5 separate regions of the Mus musculus genome follow, and all the other regions are linked to region 4. Evidence: chromatin loops called from intact Hi-C (ENCODE). Cell type or tissue: heart. All regions are shown on one strand. Each heading gives the region's core, and the rest is flanking DNA. Links, peaks and the distances in the headings are about the cores only. Region 1 overlaps Azin1 (antizyme inhibitor 1). Region 2 has its middle 28 kb from the start of Odf1. Region 3 holds the start of Gm41308 (a long non-coding RNA gene). Region 4 holds the start of Rrm2b (ribonucleotide reductase M2 B (TP53 inducible)). Region 5 holds the start of Slc25a32 (solute carrier family 25, member 32).

The links. A loop is a pair of places that touch in the nucleus more often than their neighbours do. Peaks named below come from ENCODE experiments on the same cell type or tissue, not always from the same donor. Only the 100,000 strongest peaks of a DNase experiment are listed, where the experiment ranks them.
Region 1: a loop joins it to region 4, with 4 times the contacts of the local background. A loop is called at or near these places in 6 of 42 quality-filtered maps.
Region 2: it touches region 4 in a loop (4-fold over the local background); 2 of 42 quality-filtered maps call a loop at or near these places.
Region 3: it touches region 4 in a loop (2.0-fold over the local background); 3 of 42 quality-filtered maps call a loop at or near these places.
Region 5: a loop joins it to region 4, with 3 times the contacts of the local background. A loop is called at or near these places in 3 of 42 quality-filtered maps.

What each region holds. Positions count from the first base shown.
Region 1 is chr15:38,493,163-38,499,231 of GRCm38, forward strand. Azin1 (antizyme inhibitor 1) reads right to left here. Exons shown (of 12, transcript NM_018745.5): 5 at 5,507-5,679; 6 at 4,102-4,236; 7 at 2,111-2,192; 8 at 1,130-1,204; 9 at 312-474. Among named protein-coding and RNA genes, the nearest start is that of Mir6951, 5.6 kb to the left of the region's middle. In heart, for the core only: a CTCF peak has its summit at 3,122 (motif pointing right); no DNase peak of the experiment used is centred there.
Region 2 is chr15:38,244,256-38,250,324 of GRCm38, forward strand. No RefSeq gene overlaps it. Among named protein-coding and RNA genes, the nearest start is that of Odf1, 28 kb to the left of the region's middle. In heart, for the core only: CTCF peaks have their summits at 3,038 (motif pointing right), 3,238 and 3,770; DNase peaks (open chromatin) are centred at 806, 3,016 and 3,766; H3K4me3 peaks cover 4 bases; H3K27ac peaks cover 12 bases.
Region 3 is chr15:38,467,617-38,473,685 of GRCm38, forward strand. Gm41308 (a long non-coding RNA gene) reads left to right here and starts at 5,612. Exons shown (of 2, transcript XR_001781662.1): 1 at 5,612-6,069. In heart, for the core only: a CTCF peak has its summit at 3,145; DNase peaks (open chromatin) are centred at 865, 2,975, 3,705, 5,245 and 3 weaker places; H3K4me3 peaks cover 2,592 bases; H3K27ac peaks cover 4,829 bases.
Region 4 is chr15:37,958,407-37,964,475 of GRCm38, forward strand. It overlaps Rrm2b (ribonucleotide reductase M2 B (TP53 inducible)), which reads right to left and starts at 2,649. Exons shown (of 9, transcript NM_199476.1): 1 at 2,438-2,649. The coding sequence starts at 2,485. It overlaps Gm49085 (a long non-coding RNA gene), which reads left to right and starts at 2,752. Exons shown (of 2, transcript XR_003951596.1): 1 at 2,752-3,135. In heart, for the core only: no CTCF peak of the experiment used is centred there; a DNase peak (open chromatin) is centred at 2,635; H3K4me3 peaks cover 1,951 bases; H3K27ac peaks cover 1,587 bases.
Region 5 is chr15:39,109,632-39,115,700 of GRCm38, forward strand. Slc25a32 (solute carrier family 25, member 32) reads right to left here and starts at 3,085. Exons shown (of 7, transcript NM_172402.3): 1 at 2,717-3,085. The coding sequence starts at 2,870. Dcaf13 (DDB1 and CUL4 associated factor 13) reads left to right here and starts at 3,243. Exons shown (of 11, transcript NM_198606.2): 1 at 3,243-3,420. The coding sequence starts at 3,351. In heart, for the core only: no CTCF peak of the experiment used is centred there; a DNase peak (open chromatin) is centred at 3,150; H3K4me3 peaks cover 2,098 bases; H3K27ac peaks cover 1,342 bases.

The DNA.
Region 1 (6,069 bases), core at 313-5,312, 530 kb after region 4:
CTGAATCCTAAGGAAAAAGGGAAATCAGAAAAAAACAGTAGTGAGAAAGACAACTTTTCTATAGAAGATTATTCCATAATGAAAATTATAATTGATTTTATTAATGTAAGCCATTATTTCTACAATGACACAGGCCAATTTCTGTTGGTTTGACTTGAGGGTAGACTTGAAGAATTGGTCTGACGCTCTAGTAAAGTAAGAGGTAGATTCTCCATCCAATACAAGAGGAATGTAACAAAATACAAGCTTTTAAAAAACCACAAGGTGGTGTGGTTGTATCTAAAACATGAGATATACACTTTATAACTTACCTCCAGAGGAAAATTTATCATTTTCAACAACTTTCTTAGCAATAATATTGACTGCAAGTGTAAACGCAGAAGATACATAGTAGCTTCCAGGTTCTGAAATTATCTGAATGCCAGATCCTTCAGGGAAGTAAATATCCAACAGAGGACTGATAACATGATTAACCTATGAGATTCAAATTACAGATTTAAATTTCAATACTGGATTATAGAATGCTATGTTGAAAAACCACTAAAAGTTCCCTAAGAAAACTATTCAATTCCAACCTAGCAGGGATTTTCAATTAAGCAAGCTTTTACTGTTATTTGGTAACAGTCACAACAGCATTAATTTAAAAAAAAAAAAAAAAAAATCAATTCTAATACTGTACTCAATTGGTACAAACAGAAAAGTAAAATTTCAATTGGTCCCTTCTAGACATCACAGAATAGAGACAGGAGTGATATCCATCTTGCTATTGTAGTCACTAAGTTGGGAGTTCATGTGTGACAGACATATAATACAAAAAATACAATTCAAAACAATACATTTTATGAGCTATGGGTATAGCTCAGTAGCTGAATATTTGCCTAGCTTATGAGAGTGAATTTGGTGCTTAGCACATCAGCAAATCAACAAGTGAGTGGCTTTGTGATTTGGTAGTGTTCATATTAGTTCAAAGTAACTATGTCTAGTTTCCTGTCTATTTTCTTAGCAATTTGAAGACAGGTATGTTAGAGGCCTTAGTTTATGCTTATATAAAAATTCTGATCTAGGTAAATACCATGTAGCAAAGAAAGCAGATTATCCCAATATAGTCAACCCCTGAAAAAAAATTTACCTCTTCCAACTGAATTTCAGTTCCTGTGAAGCCTCCACCGATGTCTAACATGTTCATTGTAAAGCCAAACTCTCCCTAGAGACCAAAAAAACCTCAGTTTTTCAAATTGCAATGTATATAAAAACAATAAACAAAAACAAATCTCATCTTCTTAGTTAGGTAAATATTTCTGACTTTTAGTAATAACAATAACTTTGATTTTTTTTTTTTACTTTTTTTTTTTTTTTGTTGTTTCTTATTCTATGACTAGCTGTACACGTTTCTCCCAGACAGTCTTTATGTAGGCTGTCCTCAAACTTATCTTCTCGCCTCAGCTTTCTCAGTACTCAAGTTACTAGCACATGTCTGCTGTCAAAACTCAGCATCTTTGATTCTTACTATCAGGAAGAGATTAAATGTTATGGATTTATCTCCTTGACTTTGCCTGTGCTTTCTTTTTAAGACATTAAATTTCTACTTCATCCTTTTGCCCACCGAAACTATTAATGTATGGAAGCTTTAATCTTTCTAGTATAAAAATCAAAAAGCCAGGTGTGGTGACCAGCATCTTTAATCCAGGACTGGGAGGCAGAGGTGGGCAGTTCTCTGAGTTTGAGGCCAGCCAGGGCTACACAGACAAACTCTGCTTGGAAAAACATAAAATAAACAAATGAATAAAATGATAAAAATCAGGTATGCAGGATTGCAGGACTAAAAATATGGCTCAGTGGTTAAGAGCCCTTGCTACTTGCAGAGGACCTGCGTTCAGTTCTCAACTTTACAGCAGTTCCAGGAGCTGACCTCTGTGGGCACCAGGTATAAAACATGGTGCACATACATACATGCAAGCAAAACATATATACAAAATCTAAAAAAAAAAACTTTTCAAATTATGTGTGTACTATACTAATTTTAGGCAACAATTAGTTCATACTAGTTAAAAACTATTCTGAAATGAATTAATACCCTGGTTGAAAACAGGAGAATAATTAAAGAACTTACAGCCATGTCAAACACACATCGAGCATCAGACAGGGCATGTACATATACTTGATATTCTTTGCAAGCACTTGAAACATGAAATCTGAAAGAAATAAGGTAGTAATTGAAAGAAGCATGGCTTTGAAGCACTTTCAGTTATTCCTTTCAATTATCACTCAGCATGACGATATTATTGAATATACTTTTTAACTTTAACAAATATTTGGTACAAGAGTATCTAATCGGGCGTGGTGGCGCACACTTTTAATCCCAGCACTCGGGAGGCAGAGGCAGGCGGATTTCTGAGTTCGAGGCCAGCCTGGTCTACAAAGTGAGTTCCAGGACAGCCAGGGCTATACAGAGAAACCCTGTCTCGAAAAACCAAAAAGAATAGAATCTAATTATCCAAGTTATGCTGCAATGTTCAAAAAATAGTGTAACTCTAAACAAAAGTACATTTTATTAAGTCAGGCATCAATTATTAAAGCATGCTAGGTTTGGTTTTTTCCTGAACTTGACATATAAACTAAAGTTACCTAGGAAAGGGAACCTCAAGTGAGAAATTGACTCCATCAGATTGGTCTATGCGCATATCTGTGGGGCACAATTCTTTTAATTGAAATGGGAGAAACAAGCCCAGTATGAATAATGTCACTTATATGGACCGTGTAAGGTAGGCTGAGCAAGCCACAGAGAGCAAGCCAGGAGACACTGGTCTGTGGTCTCTGCTTCAGTTTCTCTATACAGGTTCTTGCCTTGAGTCCCTATTTCAGCTTTCCTTGATGGACCTATAAGTCAAAAACCCTTTCCTTCCTGTTTTCCATAGCAACAGAAAGCTAACACAGAACTGTCATAGTTCAGGGATTAAAATATGACTTACTTTTTTATGTAACAAAGTAACAAGCACCATCAATCAAATAACATCACAAACGCCTTCATTTGAACCCTGAATCATCTAAGAGTTCTAGAGAGCAAGATCCTGTCCTAAACAAATCAAACCAAATCAATATACATGAGTGCTCTATCTTCATGTACACCAGAAGAGGGCATCAAATCACATTAAGATGGTTGAGAGCCACCATGTGGTTGCTGCGAATTGAACTCAGAAGTTCTGAAAAAACAGCCAGTCCTCTTACCCGCTGAGCCATCTCTCCAGCACCAAACCACCCAATTGTGTCTTGGTTTCTTCACATGGAAGGAAGGAAGGAAGGAAGGAAGGAAGGAAGGAAGGAAGGAAGGAAGGTAGGTAGGTAGGTAGGTAGATAAAGCCTACCGCCCCCACCCTGCTTTTGGAGACAAGATCTCATGTAGATAGAGCTGGCCTTAAACTCATAATCTTCCTCATCTCTAATCCCTGAATGCTGGGATTATAGGCATCACCATACTTAGCTCCAAAGTCTGACTTACTGAAGTGCCATTGAGGGATTAAGAGACAAAAACAAAACAAAAAAACAACATTAGAAACATCAACATGATCTGTACAATTTATAGGTTGAACATCATCTTAAAAAGTATTAGAATTTGGGAGGATTTCCTCTCATTCAAATTATGATGATGACACAATGCATCAACAATCCCAACACTTGGAAGTAAAGCAGACTCTCAGGTTTAGTCTAACCAGAGCCATATAGTAAGACTGTTTAAAAAAAAACAAAGAAAATCAATAAAAGGAAAGATAGTGTAGGAAGATGGGTATGTAGTATAGCTTGATAAAGCAAAGGCTTGAGTTCAATGCCTAGCACTGCAAAATCAAAGCCAACAGATTCAATTATCCTGGATTACTTTGTGGCTCTAATATGTAACCTTACTTTTATAACAGTATAATTCAGGAGGCAGAGGCAGGTGGATCTTTCTGCGTTTGAGGATACCCTGATCTACACAGCTGCATAGCTAACTCCAAGACCACATAGTGAGACCCTATCTTAAAAAAAAAAAAAAAAAGGAAAGAAAGAAAGAAAAGAAAAGACATGTTTTTTTTATTCTTTTCTGTACTAAAAAAACATTATACTCACTTAACCCCAATTATTTGGACATCAAGTTCCTTGGCACATTCCAAAAGATGCCTACAATTCTTCAGTGTAGTGCCAAACTTCATGTTACCATCTTCACCTCCAATATTATCTTCTGTTGCAATATGTAGTAAGACCCTAAGAGAAGGGGAAGATGATTGGGGCAGAGTTGGTTTACATCATCATCAGCACATGTGAAGCCTGAAGACTGTAGGAAGTATGTTGATTATGTTGCCAGTATTCCCAAATCCAGCGATGGATGAATCAAGTGAACCTAATGAAAAACAATCCTGTATAGAGAAAAAACTAGCAATTAGGGCCTAAGGCATGAAGCTTGCAAGGATGGGATTATGGGAAATGCAGCAAGTTAAAAACTCTGTTGTAGCAGAATGAGTATCAGTTGGGCTCTGGAACGAAAGATGACATTACTTCCAAATGAAGTCCATCAGTCCATGAATCTACCAAAATTCAACAGCAATGCCATCAATGTCTTTCAATAAAAATAGTAATAAGGGGCCGGGCATGGTGGCGCACGCCTTTAATCCCAGCACCTGGGAGGCAGAGGCAGGCAGATTTCTGAGTTCGAGGCCAGCCTGGTCTACAGAGTGAGTTCCAGGACAGCCAGGGCTACACAGAGAAACCCTGTCTCAAAAAACCAGAAAAAAAAAAAAAAAAAAAGTAATAAGGGCCTTTAAAATTACCAAAGTTTCCTTGAATTTTCTAGTGAGCCAAAGAAGCCAATCCTTGCCTGTTTTCTGAAGACTGAGCATATTTCTTTGAGGAAAAACAAGTGTTTCTTGTAATTTTCCCAAGACCTTTATCCAAATGTTTTCAGGGTAATGAATGCCTTTACACCATTAAAGCCACTAAGTTAGACCATTATCTTTCAACCTTCCTAATGCTCCATAGTTTCTCATGTTGTGGTGCCCATAACCATAAAATGATTTTTGTTGCTACTTCATAATTGTTATAAATCATGATATGATGTAAATATATGTGTTTTCCAGTGGGCTTAGGAGACCCCTGTGAAAGGGTCATTTGACTCCCAAAGGCTGAGAATCCACAGTTGAGAAATCAGGCTGACTGAATCCGGCAGAAGATACACAAGCTTCTAGGAACATACATAAACTTTTAGGAACAAACAGAGCTTTGACCATAATTTGATGATCACACCATGGAATTGTTCCATGAGCTAAGCTAGTAAGTCATATCCCAGAATGTATCGCTGTATCTCAATTCCATAAAAATGATCACAAGTGGGCAGAAAGTAAAATGCTGCCAACCTTTCTCATAAATTCCAAATAAGTTAAAATACATACCAACTCTGCCATTATTGCTCCTGTTCAATAGCTTGATAAACTAATGCTAAGTAGCAACAACATTTTCAAGTACTTCGGCATACACTTACTTGGCATTTGGGTGATTCCTTGCAATTTTCTTTAATTCAATCTCATTGTCACATGTCATAATATTTACTCCAACTTTTGCTGCATACTTTATCTGAGACACTTGCTTACAAGGACTTGTGAAAATGATGTTTTCTGGAGATACACCCAATTCTTGCACTAAAGCCATTTCATTCTATAAAAGATTTATTAATACAATCATTTAACAGAAAAATTTTCATTACTTTTTGAGTACTTTATCCTTTTTTCCCCTGCCAAAGGCTGAGGACTGAACCCAAGAGCACATACCTTTTAAACTGTTTCATAAATTAGTTTTATCTTTTAATTAAACCAATATTATGTCACAGAATTCACATTTTGGTAATGCTTCCCCACACTTGTGTTTTAAAAACAAATAGGACCAGTGAGCTAGCTGAGCCTAAGGGCATAATGTTGCCAAGTCTGATTACCTGAGTTCAATCCCCTGGACCTATATAGTAGAACAATGAACCTATCAAAGAGCTGTCCTGACTTTCACAGGTGCACTGGAACTTGTGAACATTCACACAAAACTACAGTAAAATTT
Region 2 (6,069 bases), core at 737-5,736, 290 kb after region 4:
GGGAGGTGGCCGGGAGGCAGAGGCCAGTCCCCCCCACCCCCACCCCACCCCCACCCCCACCCCACCCCCACCCCCGATGTTCACAGCAGGAAGAAACTCGCAGCACCCTTAATTCTGAGACTAACATCCTATTGACTTGTCAGGGTGGAGAGTTGGAGACTAGCGTAATCTTCAACAAGTACAAATAAATGCTGCTGTCGGCATTCCTACCGAGCCACAGTCATTTATTTCAAACCCAGTTGTGAGAGTGTGGCAGTAAGAACGATTTCAGCCATTTTCAGGGTACCTTTCTCTTGGGGTCGTATTAAGATTCTGGGGTCACAGTTAGGCAGCTCTGCCCAACCCGGGCAATGGAACTATATAATGGGTCACCACCATCCAGTGTCCTGCCAAGGTCAGGGAGACTCTTCAGGCCGGGCCCACTACCAGCTGCCCTGTGTCCACTCATTGACAGTCGTGTGCTATTTGTCAAGTTTCGAGCCCATGAGGTCGGATTGTTATGGTAACCCCTACCTGTTGCCGTCATCAAACTATATTTTCAGTGGCTTGAGAAATAATTCGTGTTCCTTGCTCATGCACAAACCCAGAGCAGGTCTTCCTAATTGTTGTCTTTCTGTGGTCCAGGTGCCTTTTAATCTTGTGACTCCTTCCTGGAGTCTCGAAATGCTTTATGCTCAGAAAGAGAAGCCTCTTGCTAGGCTCCCTGCCTAGGAAATGCCTTGGTTTGCTTCTCCCCTACCCTATTGGCAAGAACTACTCACGTGGTGCCCCAGGTTTGAGGAATTCTGGGAAATGTAGTTCCTGGCCGGGCCACTCTATAAACTGGAAAAGGAACCCCAGGAAATGTGGCTTTGTGTTTCAGTTTGCAATCTTTGCCACACCCTCGATGACTCAATTCTAGCTAGCAACCACAATTCCTGGTTCACTGGAAAACAGAGCCATTGAGACATCCTGTTATCTTTTCCCTGCCAAATCTGTCAAGCTGTGAGCCCACACTCTTTCTTCTCTCTTGCTAGTGCAATGGAATGTTACAGGCTCCTTCTTAATCCTCTGTTTTGATTGAAGATGTCAAAACTAAGCTTAGCGCTAAGCAAGCTAAGGAGCCCCTAAGAAGGATGCTAGACTGCTCTGCTGGGGAGCCCCTCTGGCCAGCACCCAGGGATCAGAGTTGTCTAAAAGTTGTGTGTGCACGAACGGGCATGGGTGTGTGTGTGCAGTTCCCTCCCCTCGTGTGTAGGCTGAGCCTCTTGATTTGCCTCTACTGAATGGAATACCCCAAATGTCATGGCTGGGTTATAAGAAGATTGGGCTGTGGTTGGTTCTGTAGCTCGGTAGTATTTTCCCAGCATGCACAAGTCCATACTCATCTCATAAAATAAATAAGGAATAAAAATTTTAAAGGCTGTGTTCCACTGAGCCCATCCGTTCCTTGCTCACTGTGAAGTCAGCCACCCCACCAAGAATTGCCCCATGGAGACACTCAATGGTGAGGAATTGACATCACCTCTACCCACCCATCAGTAGGGGCCACCAATGACAGCCACAGAGTGAGCTTGGGAGTAGATTCTCTTCAGGAGGATTTCTAGATGACCGCAGTCCACAAGACAACTTGACATTAGTTTTGGGAGGGAGTCTGGGACAGAAGCAGAGGCTAAAAGTACATGAATTACTTTTCTGTAATTCTGGTCCCAGGTTATCTCGTGCCTTCTTCTGGCCTCCCAGACCATTACACATAGGTGCTACACAGAAATGTATGCAGGCAAAACATCCACATACATAAAATAATAAACACTTTTTAAATAAAAAATAATAAATAATTCAAGGCCAGGCTCAGCTTGGCAGGGAATTCCAGGACAACCTGGGCTACATGAGATCTTGTCTCAAAGAGCAGGGGTGGGGTGGGGGTAGAGCTTATCTTCAAAACCAGTTATATTTTGAAATATTAGGAGTTTGGATTTGAATATGTGAGATGGGGTGAGGTATAATTCATTTCATAATCACACAAAACTAAGACTGTAAGCAACAGCCTAGGATAAAGCGGGGGACTAGCAGAAGAGAACTTGGTAAAACTCTGAGAGGGTGGGGCATAGTCAATGAAGCATTTGCCACTCAAGCAAAAGGACCTGAATTCCCCAGGACATTGTTGTTGTTTTTTGTTTGTTTGTTTGTTTCAAGCTGGAGCGGTGACACACATGTGGCTGAAAGACCAAGGAACCACGTCTGCCCATAGCCCTCATGCAAGGAGGACTCTGGTAGAAGTGGCTAGTGGCAATCTGAAACACTCCCTTGTCAGCACATCAGCAGGCCAAGGAAGCTTTCAGGGAATGCTCTGAGGGCCTGCACTGTAGGAGAATGGCGCTGCTTTCAAACAGCCCCATTTCCAACAGGCAAGAGTGCCTGAGAGTGCCTCCTTTCTACCAGGGGCCAGAGGGGTTAGGTAGTGTGTCTGCCAAGCAAGCCAGAACCATAGGATTCAAGCAAGGCCTTTTCTGCCCACCTATCACCCATCATCACCTTCTCCCTGCACATAGAAGCAGAGTGTGGTATAAGACAGAGAGGTGCGAGGGGAAAGGTAAGACAGGACTCGGATTGCCTGTGTCCAGGCAGGCCCTCATAGAGACAGGAAGAGTTTTTTGTTTTTTTATTTTATTTTATTTTATTTTTTTCGAGACAGGGTTTCTCTGTGTAGTCCTGGCTGTCCTGGAACTCACTCTGTAGACCAGGCTGGCCTCGAACTCAGAAATCCGCCTGCCTCTGCCTCCCAAGTGCTGGGATTAAAAGGGTGCGCCAGCACGGCCCGGCGAGTTTTTTTGTTTGTTTTGTTTTTTGATTTTTTTTAAATGAACCACCACCATTCCTGGCTCGATATGAAGACACACGGAATATTTTAGTTTTTGAAGACGAGATAAACCGAATGCATCGAGCAGTGAACGGAAAGATCTGAGAGATCCAAGGAAAATGGGGACATTTTTGATTCCGATAAAGCATTGCCAAAGGGGTAAAGGAGCTGTCATAGCGCAGGCAGTGGCTCCGCCACTAGGGGGCACCACTGTGCGGGAACGCAGAGGGCTTCCGAGAGCAGGAAGCCATGCTAATTGTCAAGAAGTAAGCCAGTGACTGCATTTCTTTTTTTTTTTTTTTTTTTTTAGATTTATTTATTTATTTATTATATGTAAGTACACTGTAGCTGTCTTCAGACACTCCAGAAGAGGGGGTCAGATCTCGTTACGGGTGGTTGTGAGCCACCATGTGGTTGCTGGGATTTGAACTCTGGACCTTTGGAGGAGCAGTCGGGTGCTCCTACCCACTGAGCCATCTCACCAGCCCCCGTGACTGCATTTCTATTTCTTAATTTAGACCTTAAAGCATGTGACAAATACAATAAAAAAGAGACTGTCAAGTGGAGTTAGAAAAGGCCGCAGGTTTTTGTTTTGTTTTGTCAAATGCCTCCTAGAGAATAGCGGGCCCATTATTAGAGGAGTATTTTAATGCAGAGTAATGCAGAACAGACTATAACAGAGGCGCCATTTCTCACCTTTGCGGTGGGAGTTCTGCTTTGATTTTTTTGGTTTTTTGGTTCACCCTACCTGGAAATGGGTGCAAACCCTGCTATCTGGAGAGGCAATGCTGTCTGCATGGTTTGCTTTCCTTCTTGAATGTTTCTTGTGTTGTTTTTGACGCTGTGGGGGATGGAGCAAAGAGAGACCTGGGAGCTCTCAGCCTCTCTGGCTTTATTTAGAATTTAAAGGAGGGCTCCATCACCCCCTAGCGGTGAGCCCAGGTCTCCTTCGGGCCAGGCACCACGCTGGCGAACGGGAGGTGTGCTGCAACACCCGGGGACAGACAGCAGGCAGGTTATCTGCACCCCAACCTCTGGTTCAAGAAAGAACCCAGGAGGCCTTGGTTAGGGAAGGAGGTCACTGTGCAAGAGAGGGATGGGTCCCGTTGAGAGCAGAAGGAATATTGTCCCCAGCTATCTAAATCCTTCCACAGGCCACCCCCTACATACTTCTCATGGAAACGGCTACAACAACTGTAGTTAGTGTATTTTGCTTGGTTGCTTTTGTTTTGTTCTTTGTAGTCCAAGTAAGCTAGGAACTCCCAGTGATTCTCCTGCCTCAGCCTCCAGAGTATTCATATTAGATGTGTGAGCCACCATGCTTATTTTGAAGGCCACCATGAAATGGAATTTGTTACAGTGACAGAAACAATCTGTGTCTTAGGGTCTTACTGCTGTGAAGAGACACCATGACCAAGGCAACTCTTCCAAAGAAAAATGTGTTTGGGGCTGGTTTACAGTTTCAGAGATTTAGTTCCTTATCGTCTTGGTGGGCAGCACGGCAGCGTCCAGGCAGGTATGATGCTTGGGAAGAGCCGAGAGTTCTACATCTTGATCCACAGGTATCAAAAGGGCATTGTGGCCCACACTGGATGTAGCTTGAGTATATATGACCTCAAAGCCTGCCTCCACAGAGACACACTTCTGCCAACAAGGCCACACCTCCTAACAGTACCCCTCGTTTATTGTCAAGCATTCAGACACGTCAATCAGGACCATTCCTATGAAGCCACCCCAGTCTGTGCCATCCAACGTAGTTGCCGTATGCGGTGACCATAAACCTCTCCCAGCTCTGGAGACTTTCCAGTGCCTACTTTTTGCTATTGTTGACTACTGCAGCTAAGTGACGGCACGTAAGACACTGAGACATGAGGATCATAAGTTCAAGGCCAGCTAAGTTTACAAGGTGAGCCAGAGGTCAATCTTGGCTACATAGGAAGACCTTATCTTGGAAGAAAAGAAGAACAGAAAGAAGGAAGGAAGGAAGGAAGAAATTTGTTTTTATTTAATTGTCTCTTTCTTATTTAGAAGTGCATGTGTATCTGTTGTTTGCAGCACCGAGCGGTACAATTCTAGAAAGACACTGAATGGGAGGCCTTTGTAACTCTGGCATGGCACATGGGAAAGGCTACTGCCTTAGATAAGATGCAAATCAGTACTGTGTATAATTTTATCTTGTAGGTAGGCATCAAACCACACCTAATCAGATACACACTCATTATCCGTCCTCCAGTAAGCCTTCTCTTCTCACCTTTTTATTATGTCCACTGAGAGTTTTGAGGTCATGCCTGGAGAGCTAAGACCCTGTCCTGCTTGCCTTGCTCCGGCCAGCACCACGCATAAATCCTTATGTGTCAGAGAGGCTCATCAATCATTTCCTTGGATGAACTGAGCTAGGCCATGCCTTTGAAGAACTACACGGAATACCACCTCTGAATCCTACTCTCAAGGAATGCTTTATGGTGGAATCATAAATGCTTAGAAAACTAGATGAAGAAGCTTGGAAGAAAGCCTTGTTACGCCAGATACAAAGTAGTCTCACAGTAAATATCAATTTCTTTTCTTCTCTTCAGAACCCTCCCCAAAGATTTCCATCAAATGATTAAAGTACTTGAGAGTTTACAGGATGAAAACTCACTTTCATCTGGAGAGCCAGTGAGGGCTTCCTGGAGGAGGTGTCACTCAATTTAGTTCAGTATGAACTCTGAACAACATGAACAATAGCACAGATGGGAAGAGTGTGGAGGAAAGAAAAATCCCGACTTAATCTGAGGGACGGTACAAGACTAGGGAAGGTGTGGGGCACAGTTTACAATTCTGAATGTCAGCTGAGCACGGAGGCTCACACTTGGAATCTCAGTATTTTTGAGGCTGAGGTAGGAGGGTTTTAGGGAGTCTGAGGCCACCCTGTGCTAAATAATGAGTTTCAGGACAGTCTGGGCTACAGCACAAGGGCCTGTCCTCTCTCCAAAAAGTCACCAGTTACAGGGAAATGGTCCAATGCAGTCAAAGTCACTGCCCCCATCTTCACATTAACATATGCTTTTCATATTAGCATATGCTCTCATATTGGCATATGCTTTCATAGTAGCACATCATTTCACATTAGCATATCATTTCATATTAGCGTATGTGTTCACATTAGCATATCATTTTGCACTAGCATATCTTTCATATTAGCATAGCTTCTCATTAGCCTTTGCTTTCATATTAGCATATGTGATCATATT
Region 3 (6,069 bases), core at 778-5,777, 510 kb after region 4:
CCTTCGGAGGCAGACCTGTCCCCTCAATCATCACTTCTAACATCTGTGGCGATGTAGACTTTTGCCATGTGACTATCAGAAATTCAGTTGTCTCATAGTTTTTGTTTGTTTGGTTTTTTCGAGACGGTTTCTCTGTGTAGCCCTGGCTGTCCTGGAACTCACTTTGTAGACCAGGCTGGCCTCGAACTCAGAAATTTGCCTGCCTCTGCCTCCCAAGTGCTGGGATTAAAGGCGTGCACCACCACTGCCTGGCCAGTTATCTCATAGTTTATCTCAGCCTTAACACACTTGTTCTTGAGAAGCCCTTTATTGTGCATACGAGCAACTGCACTTTTACATTATTATTACTATCATTAACAGTATTATAGAATAATACTGTTAATGATAGTAATAATAATAATAATAGGGGTGATGGGGTCTTGCATATGCTGAACCCATGATTTCCTAGTTAGCTACAACCTAGCCCCAGGAATCTTATAATTAAAATTTAGTAGCACCCCCACCCTCCCTTCATTTTCAAGATGTAGACTTACACTGGCCCTTTACCACAGCTAGTGAGCTCAGCGGGCCAGGCTCACTATGCTCCTGAAGGGCTGAGTATCGGTGAGGTGCAGCCACATTGCACTGGCTCCCTGCCCTGGATCCAACTACATAGGTAAGCATCTAGCTCTCTGATTTGATTGGTCACTGTGGTCAACGGTGAAGTGGAAAATGCTGGGCTGTTTGATCAGACAAGGAAGAGTTGGTGGGGTTCAAAGGCCCAGATAAGGTTGTCTTGTAAGCAGTCACAGCAAAGAGGAAGCTCTGTCAGAAACAAAGAATGCTTCCAAGGGCAGATTGCAGGCAAGAGGGGGCCAGAGCTGGCAGCTAACTCACTTCCTCCAGGAGGCCCGGCAAGAGTGAGCTGCACAGATGAAGTTCTTTCTTCTCGGAACATGAAACACAGCAGGGCAAGCCAGGCATGTTAGGAGTCATGTGGAGGTCTCAGGGCCATTCAAACTTACTGGAGCAAACAGCTCTACACAGAGTAGGTAAGTGTCACCTGGGCTGGGCCCAAGGCAGAAGTGGGAGAAGCTGCTTCCAAAGAGCTTGGGCTCTGAGCCTGGATAATGCAGAAGCTACAAGTTGTGCAGTCTTTCTTACACCTACACTTGATCCAAAGCGAACCCTCAGTGATCCAGCCCACGATGTTCCCTGAAGGGCGACCTAGGGCCTTGACCCCTCCCACTTTCCAGACCATCTCTGGACACTATTTCTTCCTCTGATGTCACGTCTGGTCCCAGATCAGCAAATTAGACACCTTTGTTTCCCAAGAGCTGCCATTCTTAAGTCTTCTTCAGGAAAAAAGAAGAAGAAGGAGGAGGAGGAGGAGGAGGAGGAGGAGGAGGAGGAGGATGAGGAGGGTGGGTAGGGGATGGGGGGTGGGGGAACACTTCCTAGAAGTCTAGTTCAATGCTATTTCCAACTAGATTGGATTGTCAGAAATGAGCCGCCCACCCTTGAAAAGCACACTGGGGAAAAGGCTGCCCAAACGCAGTAGGTGCACCCTGCCTGAAGTCTAGGTGAAAGTCTCCCAGGGCAAGGGGAAGCTCACACAGTCCCTGTCAAGACATCAATGACGTTTTGCCAGGACAGATCCAGACTGGTTCTGAAAGCCCAGCTGTTGTCCTGCTCCTGCCTACAAGGGGAGACACAGACACCTCCCTCCCCAGACTGGCACCATTAATTAAGTGGTGGCTCTGAGAAAAACAGCAAGTGAAATCCAGGAAAGCGGCTCAGCATGAACTCCCGCTGGGGCCCACAGTCTTACTCATCCCGGTCCCAGATGGATCTTAGAGGCGCGGGTCTAGGGGAGAAAACCAAGCGCCTGTAGACATTTGCTGTCCTCCGTGTCCTGGCTCCTCCTCACCCTGCCTTCCTGTTTGCCCTGGTAAGGGAAAACTGCTGGAGTTAGAGAAGCTTCCAGAAGGTGCATGTTTCTTATGGTTTTTCCTTGACTGTTCCATTTCTGGCTGGAGAAGAGTTAGGCCTTGTGCCTTCTGGGTAAGTATTCTACCACGAAGCATCATCTTCTGTCCCCAGAGCTCATGTTTTGCTTTCCTTGTGCCTCCCAGACACAGAGCCGCCTCTCTGATTGGCTACTGGGCAGACGCGGAGGCAGCTCAAAGCACCCAGACATGCCTAGCCTTGCTACCCATTGGAAGGCCAGATTATTCTACAAATGTAGGGCTTCAGTGGAAAGTTTAATCCATCCCCCCACTCCCCACACACACACACACACACACACACACACACACACACACACACACACTCCTAAGAACTAGACCTGCAGTAGGCAAACACTCTACCACCAAGCCACATCCTCAGCTTTTGGAAACTTGCTTTGGGATGAAGAATTAAGTCCTCCAGTGATTTTTTTTTTTTTTTTTACATATTCCCATAATTCTTCTCTTCTTTTTCGTGCCTTTCAATCATAGCATTACTGCCCCGATTAACAGGAAAGCCACCTGCCAGCTAATACCAGGGCCTGGAAACGATTTATCTTTGTACATTCATCTCCTTTAGCTGAGGAAGGGTGCCTCCCTACCTCCCCAGTTGACTACAGGGTCTGCAACCCACGGAGAGTAAGGTGAGTGAGGCCCCAGCCCTTCTGGTATGATCCTAAACAAGCAAGGCCAGGCCCCCAGCAGTAGGCCTTATTCAAAGCTGACCCCAGCAAAGGGCTGGAGGCCAAGTCTCAGCCTTAGTGGTCCCCTGGCACCCAAGGGCTGAGAGAGGTCTCCCAGGGCAGTCCATTTCCTGCTTCTAGAAACTTGGCCTGGGGCCTTTCCCAGCAAGGACCCGCCTTTCCTCTCCTCCCGCCCTCGGGGCGGATCTAGCCTCGCCACCCAGGGCGGGCTGCAGCTTGTGGCCCGGGGCAGCGGGCTTCCAAGGCGCCCAGCTACCCCGCGGGGTGACATTGGCCCTCCCTTCTCCCTCGGCCTCATGACTTCTGGTAAAGGCCCCGTTAGTCCCCACCCACCTCCCACCTCCGCCCTCCGCCGCAGCCGGACTGGTGAGGACCGCGCCTCCCCGGGAGGCTGTGCTCTCCCCCGCCCCTGGCAGCAAGCTGCGCTTCGGAAACTGTTGACTCAGAGGGTGGCCTGGCGGCCAGCGTCTGATGTCAGCCTGGAGCCCGGCCGCGCCGGGGAAGCCAAGGAGATGCACGGTGCGGGTGCGGGCGCCCGGCCCGGTGGGCGCCGTAGGGACGGCGCTGCAGCGAAGCTGGCGGGCTGCGGCTGCCGGGGCGCCCGTGACTCACGATGCGTCACGGAGCAGATGCCCGCAGCGGCTCGAGGCTCCCGGCTGCTGCTGACTCATCAGAAAGCTGTGCGCGGCCCGGGTGGCTTTGGGGCGCCCGGAGCCGGAAAACCCCCATGAAAAGGCTGGGGCGCGGGCGGGCACTGCAGCGGGGAGCCGCATGGCTGGCAGCTGCTCGAGCCACCTGCAGCGCAGCCTTCTGCGAGCGACCAAGACACACACAGAGACAGATGGACAAAACTGTTCCTAGGTGTCCACTGGCTGGGGTGTTACCCAAGGTCGCTGGTGTTTGGTCCCGTCTTTAGACTTGAAGGTCTGTTTGGGAAGAGCAGAGCAGCAGCACACCGGGGACTGGATCCGTGCCTTCCTGGCCTCACTCTTACCCTAGCCCTCTCTAGGGAAGCCACACTGCGGCTGTGGACACCACTTGCTGGCTCAGAGCCTGGCTCCAGATCTTTCCTGTCAATGATGGCTGGCCACAAGGCCCTGTGGCACTCAGGAAATGCAGCCAGGGGTCAGAGAATTCTCAGAAAAGGGTGTGGATCTGGAGGGATTGTCTGTGTGGTGTCCACCCTGTCCTAAACTGGGACAAATGCTCTAAAGATACTTGAGGAGCCTCAATGCAAGGCTTTCCACCCCAGATAGGGCAATACTGCAAGATGAAATAGGATTTCATAGGCATGCACATACAGGATAACCTGCACCCGAAGTAGTCATGGGAAGGGGCGGAGGTCTGTGTGGAACACAGCCGCAGAAACCCTGGTGGGCTGGCGTTAAGGTGGGGGCTTTGGTAGAAATGTGGACAGGTGGAGGAAAGGCATTCCAAACACCTAAACGCCCTAGGAAACGGGAGGGTAAATTTTAGAATCAGCAAGCAGTCCCTTTTGCTCGGAACCCCAGAGCATTAGCTGCTCCAGCCTAGCAGCATAGATGTGGCACTTAGAATCACCACGGTGCCCCAGAAGGACCTGGAGCAAACTCCAGTCTGCCCACTGCCCCTGGCAGGTAGTCACGTGCATTCCCAGATGGGTCCCTTCCAAGAACCCCACGTCCTGCTCAGCCACGGCTGCAGGAACCTCAGCTTTGGATGTCTTTTTATGACTTGGCGCCGAGTGCAGATCGCAGATCGATCCTTTTTAGTCCATACTTCACACTTTTCCTGTTCTGTCCTTCAGTCACTGTACTGACCTACACCATCAGGTCTCAACTGACAGCACTTTGGAATTATTTAGAGGTGCTTTGGAAACTGTACAGGTGTGGCATGAGACTTCCCTCCTGAAAATATGGTCTCACGGACCCACTGATTGAGGTGAGTCACCACCAAGTCGGTGTCAGCCGGGAACTTAGAGCTGGATCTCCTGGCCTTCGGAGTCCTCATCTCTGGTAAGACGGTATGGGAGCTAGGAGGCCGACAGGAACATTTGGACTCCCCGTGACTTATGTTTTTGCCAGGCATGCGCCCTGCTGCTGAAGCCAAAGGTTCTAACAGGAAGGCACCTAAGATAGCCTTCTGGCGGTGATAAACTGTGAACCTCCCTGGGGGGTTAACCCCCTATGACAATGGCAGTCAAGTCACACCCCCATGCATTCTTAGGCACCAGGTACAGAGGGTGGGAGCTGGGAATCTTGCGGTAAATTCTCCATCAGTGTTCAGCACAGGGTTGGACAATTTTCCCTTGATCCTGATTTACTAGTAACTTTGAAATTTTAGAGGCTTCCCCGAGTTTACCCCACTTCCTGTCCACTGGGCTAAAGATATCACCGTATTTAAATGTGGCTTAATTAGGCTGCTCTGCTGCAAGGCAGAGGACACTGGTTACTAAGTGTGAAGGCTCAAGCACTACAGGAAGAACTGCTTGACATATTGAAAGGACTCATGGTCTGCAAACGGAGAAAGTTCCTCATGTGCCCCAGATCTGGTCACAACCAAGCAGTGTGGTTTCCGTTTGTCAGCTTAAGAAACAGGCCCTAGGAGGGCACTAACCCTAGGAGGGCAGCAAATGGCCAAGCTGGAACTGGGACCAGCCAGTATTAAAACAAACAGGACAACTCAGTGACCTTTGGCTCTAAGGTCTTGGGACTTTTTGCTTTGCTGGTATAGGTCCCTAATCCCAAGGAGTTTGGTGTTGAACTCAAGAAAGCCTGTGATTGAAAAGCAGCTAGCACACAGTAGTTTTTTTTTCCCCTGAGGGATGAGAGAGGCAGGGAGGGTAGAGGGCAAGCGAACTGTCAAGGTCCTTGGGAAATGCCTTGTTATAGCTAGACTTCCTTGGAAGCTGATGGTAGGCATTCTGGCAATTGCACCCCCCCCCCCCCCCCCCGCCTCGCCCCGGGTCCGAAAACCTCTCGGTGTTTGGATTTGCAGGTCGGGGTAGATGGATGGGCGGGACAGTTCAGGTTCTCAAATTGTAGATTAGGAAATTGAGGGACTCAGCCCCCACCGTCAGATTTACTGCAATGCATGAAGTCCATCTAGTCCAGTGCAATAATTCTTACTCGTCTAGTGACTGTGGGCAGGACCTGTGGCCTGGCCCCCATCCCAGGCAAGGCTCTGAAGCGGGAAGAGGAACCAAAAGCTAAGCTCGTTCTTGGAGAATGCACGCGGGGACGCAGAGCTGGGAGCTGGGGCGCCCGTTTCCCCTCCCCGAGGAACGCGAACTGCCCCAGGTGCCCCAAAGCTCAACCTCCCCCACCCGTCCCTGGCGCGCCCTGAGTCTCGGCGGTCACGTCTCCCCATCCGGCTCCAAAGTGCGAGCCAGATGCAGCCCG
Region 4 (6,069 bases), core at 739-5,738:
GCAGGAGTAATCTTATTTAGCTAAAGCCTCAATGAGAGAAATCTATAAAAGATCCAGACTCTGATATCAATCAGTCTAAGAGGGTAGGAAATTAATTTTGTGGGCAAAAAATTTCAAAGATGTGGTAGCATACAGAAGCTCATATTGTAACTCTCTTTGATCTCATTTTCCAACTGCTGGCATTCATTGTGGGATTAATTATAAAATGATTCCTATGGATAGAGAATCAGGAAGTTTCTGAATGGGAATTAACATGAATAAAGGTGGCAACTGGAAGACAGATATTCTATACAGGAAGAATTAGAAAAAGAAACAAGATTTTGCTAATATATACTGTATGAATTTCAGAAATGGAAATGAGTACACTAGAGCACTAAGATGTGAAAACTGGAATAAAAAACACCTGGGCTTTTCTAGTGGGCCTTATTATTTTTTTATTGAGAATTGAGACCTTGAGAAAAAAATTTTTTTTCTTGTAGAATTAGTATGGGAAGTAACAACAAATCACTAAATTAATGAAAGATACACTTGCCAATGGTAAACAAAACTGGATGGCAGGGAAGACTGAAAGGAGAGAGACAACTAAGTTGTAGCTGCACCAAGGTGAGGTGATGAGAACCTGAGATAAAGCTGGGGAGTAGGTAATCCTGAGCAAGACTCCACCATCTTTTCCAAACTTGTGCATTTAGTTTTGTCTTAGTTTCTGGTCATCTGAGACAAAACCTAGCTTATGATTCCCCAGTAAGCACCTGAAGTGGTTTAACCTAGACTGCCATTCTCCATGCCTCCAATGTGGTTGTCTATTGTGTCTCTTTCACTTATGTGCATGCAGCTGCAACTATGTATGTGTGTGTGTGTGTGTGTGTGTGTGTGTGTGTGTGTGTACCATTTCATTCCTGTATCAATCAACAAATCTGAAAAAGCTGGTGGAACACTGTACTAGAAGCAACAACTTGGAAAGTTGAACCTAGTTCTAGTAATGAGTCTTAGGAACGCCATTCTGGCTTAAGTGTTCGAATATCGGAAAAAAATCTACATGTTAGGAGACTAATAAACCTCATTTATTTCCCTTTAAGATGGCCCTTAAATCAACTGTGCTAAGATCACCTGAAGTGCCTGTTACAAAGGCAGGTTGTAGGCTTGGTAATTTAGTTTTTATTAATCACTCCACATGCTTCTGATACAAATAGCCCGCACTGCCCTATCATATCCAAAATAAAAATAAAAAACTAAAAAACAAAGTGCTTACGATATCCCGAATCTCAAAAACTCTTGGATTCGTTAAAAAAAAAAAAAAAAAAAAAAGTACTCACTAAAATTTATTCTAGGTCTAAACCTTTGCTCTGTCTTTATGAATTAAAAGTAATTTTTTTTTTTAAAAGTTAACTTTCAGGTGTTAAGCCAGAATGATTCCTGGTGTCATTGGCAAACCAGAGAAGTCTAAATATTGCCGGAAAGGAGAAATTGGTGCTGAGTATCTTTGTTTCAAGGGGAAAATTAAGGGATAGACATAATTTATTATTAAACGATTACAGAATAAAAATCAACTTAGAACCTCCATCTTTGTCTAGAAATGCCAGTATAAGCATGAATATATGTGGGCTCAAACTTTTATGGCCCCTTCCAACTTGCCACAGTATTAACTTCAAGACACCACAAAGAGAAACAGGCTCACATACCAAAAAAAAAAAAAAAAAAAAAAAAAAAAGTATTACTTGTATTCCAGATGGTTTAGAATATTTGTCTCCAAAATGTGGAGTTGGAATTACACAGTAACAACTTACATTACTATAAAGCCGTATAATTTTTGTTTGCTCTTATTACATACTTCTTTCTGCTAGCACGGGTTAATTTTAGATTTATTAAACACTTTGCATAAAGCACTTCATTCTTTGTGAAGGAAGAAACACTTCCACTACTGAAATGAAGAGACACCCCGAAGATTCAGTTAGAAGTTCGGTGTGAGGAAAACTGGTCTCCCAGTCTTTTATTCGTTGTAAGGGTTTCTCGTCCTCCCTTCACCTGTCATCTCCTCCCCTCATCCACCTGCATCAGTTTCCACACGAGTTCCTCAACTGCATCTGATGGTTCACCTCTCTTGCGTAGATCCGTCACAGCCCTTTTTCACCCGCCAGGGCTCCCGACAAGAAAAGAAAGACTGGAGAGCAGAGGTTGGAGAACAAGGGGACACGGAGACTTCCTCAGCCGGGACCTGAGTGTTCCTGCTCCGCCCTGAGCAGAGCAGCACAGCGTCCATGCTCGCCCTTCCCGACTCCCCAACACTAGCCTGAGGTGAGGGCGCTTCCTTTCGGCCTGCACAGTGTTTCTGACGGCGACGAATAAAATACTACTCTACAGCGGACCTGCGACTGACTCGCAGCAACCTAAAGTCCGGGCGTGACCCAGGGGTGGAGGATGAAGCGACTGCGACATTTACCTCACCCTTCTCCGGCCTGGCCGCTTCCGGCCTTTCCGGGTCGCCCATCGCGCAGACTCCACCAGAGCCACCCGAGCTGAGGAACTGAGCGCGGCCGACCAAATCCTAGTAGGATCAGATCGTCCTGTGCGAACCTCCTCCTGCTCCGGGCACGCCTTGCCGCGCCGGTCCTGGGTTCTAGCCGGCCCATTGAGGGGCCTTCTCTGCGGTGGCTCCGCCCAGGCACGCTACTCTCGGCGCCTGAAAGATCCGCCTTTCCTGCCGGCCCCGCCCCACTGCCTAGAGATCCGCCTACCTCAGCCGGCTCCACCCAGCGTCTCAGAGATCCGCCTACCTCAGCCGGCCCCGGCCCGCCCCGCCAGAGATCCGCCTACCTCAGCTGGCCCCGCCCCTCGCCGCCGAACTCTGCTTCCTCGGCTGGCCCGCTTCTCTTCACTGAGCAGGGTCCCCACTCCGGCGACGGCTGCGTAAGTTCAGTCCGCAGTACCAGAGCACTTCAAGCCTGTTCTTTAGCGTCGCATGACCCCGCCCACTCTTGCTCCCCCAGCTTCCGCGCTGTTGCCCAGCCTGTCATCTGCTCTGAATTCTAGAGCGTCTACTGGAATTTGCAGTCTGCCTACTTGTGCCAGACTACCTGGTACACGAGGTGACTGGCACGCCGGGACATTCCCTAGCCCTCGTGGTGCCCCAGCGACACGGTAGGTTGCACCCAGTCAGTCCAAGAGACTGCCAGAGTGGCTGTAGAGCTGCCCACTGGATGGGATGTGGAAAGCAGGGTGGGAGGTCGACACTGTTAAAAACTCCAAGGAGAAAGGAACTCTTGTATTTCAGCAACCAAAAGGAGAAACTGGAGGGGGAAAGTGTGTGCGTGAATGGAGCTTGAGAATGAGTAGGAAAAATAGCTAAATCCTGGGAAATACCTTGAAGTCTTTGTGATTGTTTAACTGAGTAATATTTATTGAACTTTCACAACCTGATAGGTTCTATTCTGCTAAGCCCTTTATGTGAATTAATCTTTGAGATATTTCCCTGTAGTCGATACTGCAATTTTCATGTTCCAGATTAAACTGAACCCGAAGATAAATAGCCAAGATTAAGCAACCAAAATACGGTAGACTCCAATATCCTTGCTACGGATACTTTTCAAAGCAAAGGTTAAAGTTGTAAAGAGATTCAACACTTTTGTATTGCAAGGGCCAAAGACAGTGAATAATGATGGTGGCAATACTCTTGGTTGAATTGCTTCTATGTTTTCAGCATATGGTACATATATGGTAGTACGACAGAAAAATATAATGAGCGGGATGGGACTGTAGCTCATTAGGTGATGATGTACAAGGCCTTGGGTTCAATCCCCAGCACTACCCCTTCTTGTATACAAACACAAATAAGATATACAAATTAAATAATAATATGGTGAAAGAAGAGTTGAGTATGGTATTGAACACCTCTGATCCCAGCATCTTGGATAGGAGCAGGAGGATCGTGAAACCAAGGTCGTCTTGGGCTAGATGGGAAGATCCAGTCTCAAAGCCAAAAACCAAAAACGTGAAAAAGAAGTAAGAGATTTTCAGTAGATTCTGGAAAGAGCCTTGTTATGACTTCAACATCTGGCAACTGCTTGGTGGTTAGCCTCTAAAATAGAAAGCAGGATAGAAATTTTGCTTTAAGCTCTAAAGCTTAATTAACCTGAAGCGAGTTATCTTTCTTGGAGCAATATGATCAAATGCTGAGTAAAAACTTTTTATATATTATAAAGTTTTCTGGGAGGAAAGTCATTCTCACAAAAGATAACTTACCAAAGATTGCATAGCAAATAAACTACAAACAAGGATTCATTCATTCAAAGTCATCAAAACAATACATCTCAAAGCATTTTTTAAGAGTAATTCTGCATGAAGGCACGGAAGAGCATTTAGATGCAGATAAGGCGACCTGCTTAATAGTCCCTGAAATGTGTTATTTTGGAAGGAAATGAATGCTTAGCGTGGCACAGAATTCCAGTCTGCTTCCTCAAGTAAGTAATATGAGGAATCCCAAGTAACCCTCCCTTCTCAGAGCACAGACATGGAGATGCATTCCTTCAGTGCTTTCCTGATGCTCCATTTGTATTGATTTCTTACAACTTTCACAGCTCTGTTCAATTAGGTCTCTTCAGCTTGCTGAAGAGTTCCACGTGGTCTTCTCACAGGGCAGACAGTATCTCCCAACCCTCCACTCAGCTGAGTGTGGATACTGGACAGCACTTTCCCTCTAGTACCTGGAAGAACCTGTTTGGACCTACACTAAAGCAAGGAGACGACTTTAAAAATGTTTTTAAAGTATATGAATATTATATCTCTGTGTGTGTAGGTAACTATGGAGTTCAGAAAAGGGTACTGAATGCCTTGGAGCTGGAGATACAGGGTACTTGGAAACTTGTATCTTCTGCAAAAGCAGCTAATCACCCCAAATTTGAAGCAGTGGGGACCTCTGTCCTTGGTGCTGATGTTACTCACAGTAGTCCAAGAGACCAAGATAAATCAACTTTTTATTTTCCATCACTTCTCAGCCCCTGAGAGACTGAAGTACAAAAGTAACCAAAGACTAAGCTATAAGCAGTGGTCATAAACAAATGCCATTTTGATTTCAGAAGCAGACAAGACAGAAATCACTCCTCTTGCTTAGCTTCACTGAGAGTTGGCTTTCCTAGTATCGTGGCTTCTCTTCTACCCTGACCTTGATTCTTTAGCCCATTCAGAAAGACCTCCAGTGGAGAGGAGGGTTACATATTTGGAAGTGTAGAGATTAGAGCCAATTTGAATAGGCTGTGTGCAGAAGAGTGCAAGCATCACATAAGGCAATGGGAATACAAGAAAGAATGAGTTAATAGTTTTAAACATCATCTTCCTAGGGTGGGAGAGATGGCTCAGCTGTTAAGAGCACCAACTGCTCTTTCTAGGTTCAATTCCCAGCTCCCACTTGGAGGCTAACAACCTTCTGTAACTTAGTTCCAAGGGACCTAACACACTCTTCTGTGCTCCATGGGCACTGCATACATGCAGTACAGACATACATATAACATACGTACATACATACATACATACATACATACATACAGGCAAAACACCAATATAGATAGAATAAGTCTATTAAAAAGTGGGGGGCATCTGTGTAAATGCCTTCACCAGTGAGCAGCTGTGAAGGATATTAAATCAGTAAATGAGTGATATTAACTACAGGTTTAAAAACATACAGGTAGCTAGGGAATCAACAAAGCCTTTGGCAATGGATTCTTAGTAGGCAGAAGAGTTCCGTTCTAAACTGGACAGCTGATTGTGCTTCAGTCTAGAAGTGTGGCTCAGCCTTGTATTTGCTGTTGTAGCTGTGACATTGTCAAAGCCATATTGAATAAAGCACTTAGCTCAAATGAATCAGCAGTCAATAATACAGACTGTCTGCTTTAGTTTCAAGAACTGTATGAAGAACATTTTCCCACAGAAATATTTTAGGCACTGGCACATCCAGGATAACCACCAGACAAAGGAAGTGAACATAGTCCTAAGTTAACGTTGGTCATCACAATTCATTAATTCAAAAATGTTAGGTGACCAAGATTGTGGCTTGAGTTTGCTCCCTGGAACTCACATAAG
Region 5 (6,069 bases), core at 726-5,725, 1.2 Mb after region 4:
GTGCCTAAGACCTACGGTAGCAGTCAATCACTGAGCTTATTCAATGCCCATTCCCAACCTCTTTCAATAGCATCTGCCTCAGCCGCTTTGTGTTTCATTGCAGAGGGTACCACTACTTTGCCAGGCCTAATTCTGCATCCCTGTAACTTTTCTTAGGACCAATTCACAGTGAGCACGGCCCTTCCCATATGAAGCTTAACGAATTCCTTCACCTTTCTCACATAACATTTTTACTTTTTTTTTTTTTAACTGTTAACACTGGAGCTCCAGTTTACTTAGGAGTCAATGAATTGTTTGGTTTTACAGCATATGCATTCAGGATTAGCCTTCCTCACCATTGCTAGACAGTAATTTTAATAAGTGGGCTTAATTATATGGAAGCACAAAATGTCGGCATTATTCAGTACTGATGCCTATTGATGACTGTATTGGTTTATGTCAGCTCAGCACAGCTAGAGTTATTTGGGAAGAGGAACCTCAGTTGAGAAAGTGCCTTCATCCAGATGGCCTGCAGGCAAGTTTAGAACATTTTCTTGACTACTAGTAGGGATGAGCCCAGCCCACAGTGTGGAGGTGGGGATGCCGCCCCCAATTCTACCCCCGCTGCAAGAAGTCTTAGTTACACAAGAAGCAGGTGAGCAAGCCATGAGGAGTAAGCCAGTAAGCAGCACTCCTCCAGTCTCTGCATCAGCTCCTCCTCCAGGCTGCTGCCTTGAGTTTCTGCCCTGACTTCCTTGGATGATGGATGAGAAAGCTATAAGGAATGAACCCTTTCCTTCCCAGGGTGCTTTCGTCATGGTGTGTTATCTCAGCAATAGAAACCCTAACTAAAACACCGACACAACCTTTCACTGTTCATCTTCCTCAGTTCTTCCTTTCGCCATTCAGTCAAACTGCCGGCTTTACCACTACACACGCTTGCTCTGCTGTGGGAAGGACTTCAACTAGGAGTTACTATCTACCCTTAATCCCTTATTCTGTAACTAACCACTTTATCTACCCTACAAGTTTCCAATACTCTTCTCACGCTAAGGTAATGAATCTTCTCAGGTACCAAGAACTGCCTTTCCTCAAACTAGTCAGCTCTGTAGCACTGTCCAAATCCCAACCTGGCCAACCCTCAGTTTCAGCGCCTCATCTTCTGCTCCTAGAGAAAGCTGTGTCAGAGGGACACCAAGCCACAGACCTTCATCTCAAGAAGTCCAAGACTATCTATTCACATTCAAGTCACTGTTAGCAGGGACTTAGAGGTGCTACGGGGAGAGGGTAAGTGCAGGGTAGTTTCAGAGTGAAAGTGCTGAACCCAAACCTCAGATTGCTATTTACCATCTTGTGACTTGGACAACTTACTCAACCCCTACCATTATCAGCTTCATAAAGGTCATAATAAATGCCTATTATACATTCAATCAAAGTTAGTTATCAATGTTTGCAACTATTATAACAATTATTTATAGTTGCATATCAAACTCCATGGAATTATTTCTCTGCGGTGTCTTTTCTAGAATACACTCCACAGGTACCACACATTCTCCACCACGGAATGTCTTGTCTCCTCTAGCTGTCAAAATATTAATCCTGTTGAGGACTTTAATATGGAACCTTTACAGATACATACAAGCCACCTATGTTTATTTTTTTAATATTTACTTTATCATTTCATATTTCATATGTGCCCCTGGGTGGGTATGTGCATGTGCTGGCAGAGTCCAGAGATGTTAGGTTTCCTTGAAGCCAGAATTATAGACAGTTGGGAGCCACCTGCTCAAAGTGGGTGCTGAGAACTCAATGTGGGTCCTGTGGAAAGGCTAAGTCATCTCTCCAGCCCCAGCTTTCCTTATATAGTCTTTTTATATAGCCTATTTGTGCTCTTATTTTGTATTTGAATTTATTCTACTTAGCAACTGATTTCATGTTGTGTAGAATCCTTTTATATATCTTAGGGTAATTACATTTTTAAGTTTCCTAACGATAAGAAACTGTTGGTACTTCTTAGTTCGACTCCACTGTTCAACATTAAGACACATACATCAAGTAAATCGAATAAAATTAGAATGCTCTACTAAATCCATCTCTAAAGATTTGATTTTCTGGAAAAATTTAGTTTGTAATAAATGAAATAACAGAAATGGTTTCTAAATAGTTACCAAGGCTCACCTATGTAATGCAACTTGGTATTAATTCCTAAAATGCCGTGCTAATTTCCATATACTTAATTCACACTTTAATACAGTTATTTAGAGTGTAGAAGCTCCTCCTTCCTTCACCAGACAATGCATATTTTTAAATACTGCAAACTAAAGAAACTTTAGTGAATATTTTAATCCCAAACTATGACCTTACTCTCCGAAGGTGACAAAGCACCGGCTCACACACTTGTACTTTCGTCTGACTTTATACAGCCAAACACGTGGCTGCCCTAAGACTTCAAATTACCCCAAAGAGTGAATGACTCGTGAACATGAGGGTCAAATGTGACAACCTCCTTTCTCTCAAACTTCACCCACTTTCCCTATCCTTTATGGTTAGGAGACACAGGGAAAGCCGGGGTCCCCTTCCTAAATCCTAGCTCCAGGTAACGCAGGGTGCACAGCATCATCTTAGGGGCTCTCCCCCTTGTAGTAGAGTCTGGGGAGACTAATGTCTCTTCTGCGTGTAAGTGCTTCGCTGGGGCTGGCAGCAAGGGAAGCCGCCCGGGACGTGGGCAGGCTCTTACCAGCGAAGCGGATCTTCACGAGGTCGAGCGGGTGCAGCGCCAGGTTGGACAAGACCCCGCCACTCACGCCAGCCACCAGGTTCTCGTACCGGACGTGGCGGAACACCGCGCTCCACGCCGCCGACCCGGCAGCCGACTGGCCCTGGCCTGTCATGGGCTCCGGGTTCGTCGACACTACGGCGTCCAGCGCCGCCGACGTGGGGCGTGATGTAGTGGCCGCCACCGTGGCGACTGTCGCGGCCCGGGGCCTGGAACCGCAGGACGCGAGCCCACTTCCGGGACCGGAGCCCGGGACGCTGCTGCAGGCAAGTCACACCCGCGGCAAAGCGGGGAGTAGGAGAAACCTCAGAGCGGAGCTTGCTTAGCCCCGCCCAGCAGGCCTGGCCCCGCCCACAGCTGCGCGCGCTCGCCCTCGGGTCAAGACGCGAGCGACAGCTGAAGGACCGCCCCCTCCAGCTCCTAGCCGGAGAGACTACGGAACGCCGCGAGGTCCAGCTGAGCCATCCGGCTGCCACTCTGCGGAGCCACGTGACAGGAAGCCCGCGGAAGGCGGAAGTAGTGTGTCTGCGTGCTGGCCCCGGTAAGTCGAGCCCGGTTTAAAGGCTCGTGGAGTCCGACACCCAGAGCCGCCAAGATGAAGGTGAAAATGCTGAGCCGAAACCCTGACAACTATGTCCGCGAAACCAAGCTGGACATACAAAGAGGTGAGAGGAACTGGAACAGAGGAAGGGGCCTCCTCCCGGATTCTTTGGGTCTGGCCAGCTTTCGAGCAGTAAAAGGGGCGGGAGGCCAGCGCTCTGGTCTCGGTTTCCCTCTCCGCCTAGGCGGCTGCGTCCACACGGGGCTGGTGAGGATCAGAACTGCAGATGGCACATACCTCTACGTCCTTTGTGAGAATTTTCCTCTAGTGGGAAGTAGTTACGTATACACGCCTTTAATCCCAGCACTTGGGAGGCAGAGGCAGGCGGATTTCTGAGTTCAAGGCCAGCCTGGTCTACAGAGTGAGTTCCAGGACAGCCGGGGCTACAGAGAGAAACCCTGTCTGCGTTACTAAAGGTTCTCTCTCCTCCCCCTAGCATTGCTAACGTGTGGTATATGGCCCCCCCCCCCAGCTCCCAAGGTGTTTTACATGGTAATAATTTCTTTTCTTTTTTTTTTTTTTGGTAATATTTCTTAAATGAAAAGTAGATTTGTCCCCAGAGTTTGACGTTAATTATTTTGAATCTTTGAACCTCATTACTTTTTTTTTTCTTCCACTTTCACCAAACAGTGCATTGCTGGATGGAGCTGTCATGGTTTATAGTGCTTGGCCCAGGGAGTGGCCTTGTTGGAGTAGGTGTGTCACTGTGGGTGAGAGCTTTAATACCCTAGTCCTAGCTGCCTAGCAGAAAGTATTCTCCTAGCAGCCTTCAGATGAAGCTGTAGAACAACTCTCAGCTCCTCCTGCACCATGCCTGCCTAGATTTTACCATGTTCTCACCTTGATGATAATGGACTGAACCTCTGAACCTGTAAGCCAGCCCCAACTAAATGTTGTCCTTATAAGAGTTGCCTTGGTCGTGGTGTCTGCTCACAGCAGTAAAACCCTAACTAAGACAGTGGCTTACGTTACCCTTGCCAATGTGGGTGCATTTCAGGCTTTGTCTTGGAGCTATACTTATGTACGTATCTTTACATACTTATCCCTACAAGTGCCCTCCATCCTGCGCATCAGTGTCCTCTTCTGTGTTTTCAGTACACATTGTTTGGATTTGTCAGTGCTTATCACATTATCTCATGGTTCATGCTGATTAGCAGGCTTTCCTATCAGCTTGAAAAGAGAGGAAAGAATCCTATTCCTATATGCAGTGTTTAGACAATAACTCACATAAATAGCTACTTTGTAAGTATCGGAATGAATGAATGAATGGGTGACAGCTGGGACACAGAATCTTATGCTAGGAGATACAACTCTACTTTATAGTAACATCTTTTTTCAACAGTATCTCCCTATTTTTATTTATTTATTTATTTGTGTTGTTTTGTTTTTGTTTTTTCGTTTTTCTCGAGACAGGGTTTCTCTGTATAGCCCTGGCTGTCCTGGAACTCACTTTGTAGACCAAGCTGGCCTCGGAACTCAGAAATCCACCTGCCTCCGCCTCCCAAGTGCTGGGACTAAAGGCGTGCGCCGCCACCACCACCCGGCTATTTTTATTTTTATAATAGAAATATAATAGCAAAACAGAAAATAAAATTTTTGGAGTGCTTTAAAATATAAAGCAAGAAACACATCTGTTATATTTTATTTAGTGTTATTTCCTTGTAAGTTTTCTGCAGGATTTAAATTCTGGGTAAGTACTGGTGAAGCTTTATTGTTGAAATATCCTCGATAGTTCTGATGTGTCTAGTTAATGTGTAAGAGCACCTTACACAAATATATGTGGTTTTATATGAGTTTTAAGCTATCATACCCAGCGCTTATGATGTATGGCAGGTGCTGCACTAGTGTTAGTTGCTTCTGTGTGACTAGATGAGGGAAGTTGGAAGTGGATACAGCGATTATGATTTAGAAGATAAAATGAATATTTTCAAGGGGTGTGAGGTTTGGGTAGATGTGGGTGAAGGTTAAGTCCTGCTAGAAAGGCTGCTGCATAGGAGGAAATGCAAGGTGGGTTAGGTGACAGGGAGTGAAGGTGCTTGAGCTGAGCTCCAGGAAGTACCCGAAGCTGATGAGACAGCGAGACTGAATTATAGAAGACCATAAGGGGGCTTGAACTTAGTTCTCTACCTCTACAAGTAGGTGTTTAGATGCTACATTACAATACAGGGATACAGTTAGAACATCAGTGTGGATTTTCTATCTTTAAAAACAAACAAACAAACAACCCAACTGAACCAAGCTTGGTGGTTCAAGCCTTTAATTCCAGTACTCCAGAGACAGAGGCAGACAGATCTCTGAGTTCCAGCCTAGCCTGGTCTACATAGTGAGTTCCAGGCCAGCCAGGGATACATAGTGGACCCTGTTTACAGACAAACATGGCCCTCTAATACCTGTTTATGTGATATCTAATGAACTTACAGCCTCATTTCAGCCGTATGTTGTGTTTCCGGGGAAGAATAGTGTTGACAAGGGGGGACTGGCTTCTGCCTTTAGAATAGTGTAGTATATTACAGCCTACATCTGTTGTGTGGTATAGTGATTTATAGAAGGAAAGGTAAGATTGTAAAAACATTTGTTGTAGCAGAAGTACCTTGACTTAATTATGGCAAAGTTCTAAGAATGACCTAACTATGAATTGTTTCTGAAATTGTTAAGCTTTTCTGTAGTTATGAATATTAAATAGCATGCTTTCTCTTTTGACTTTTAAAAGAAA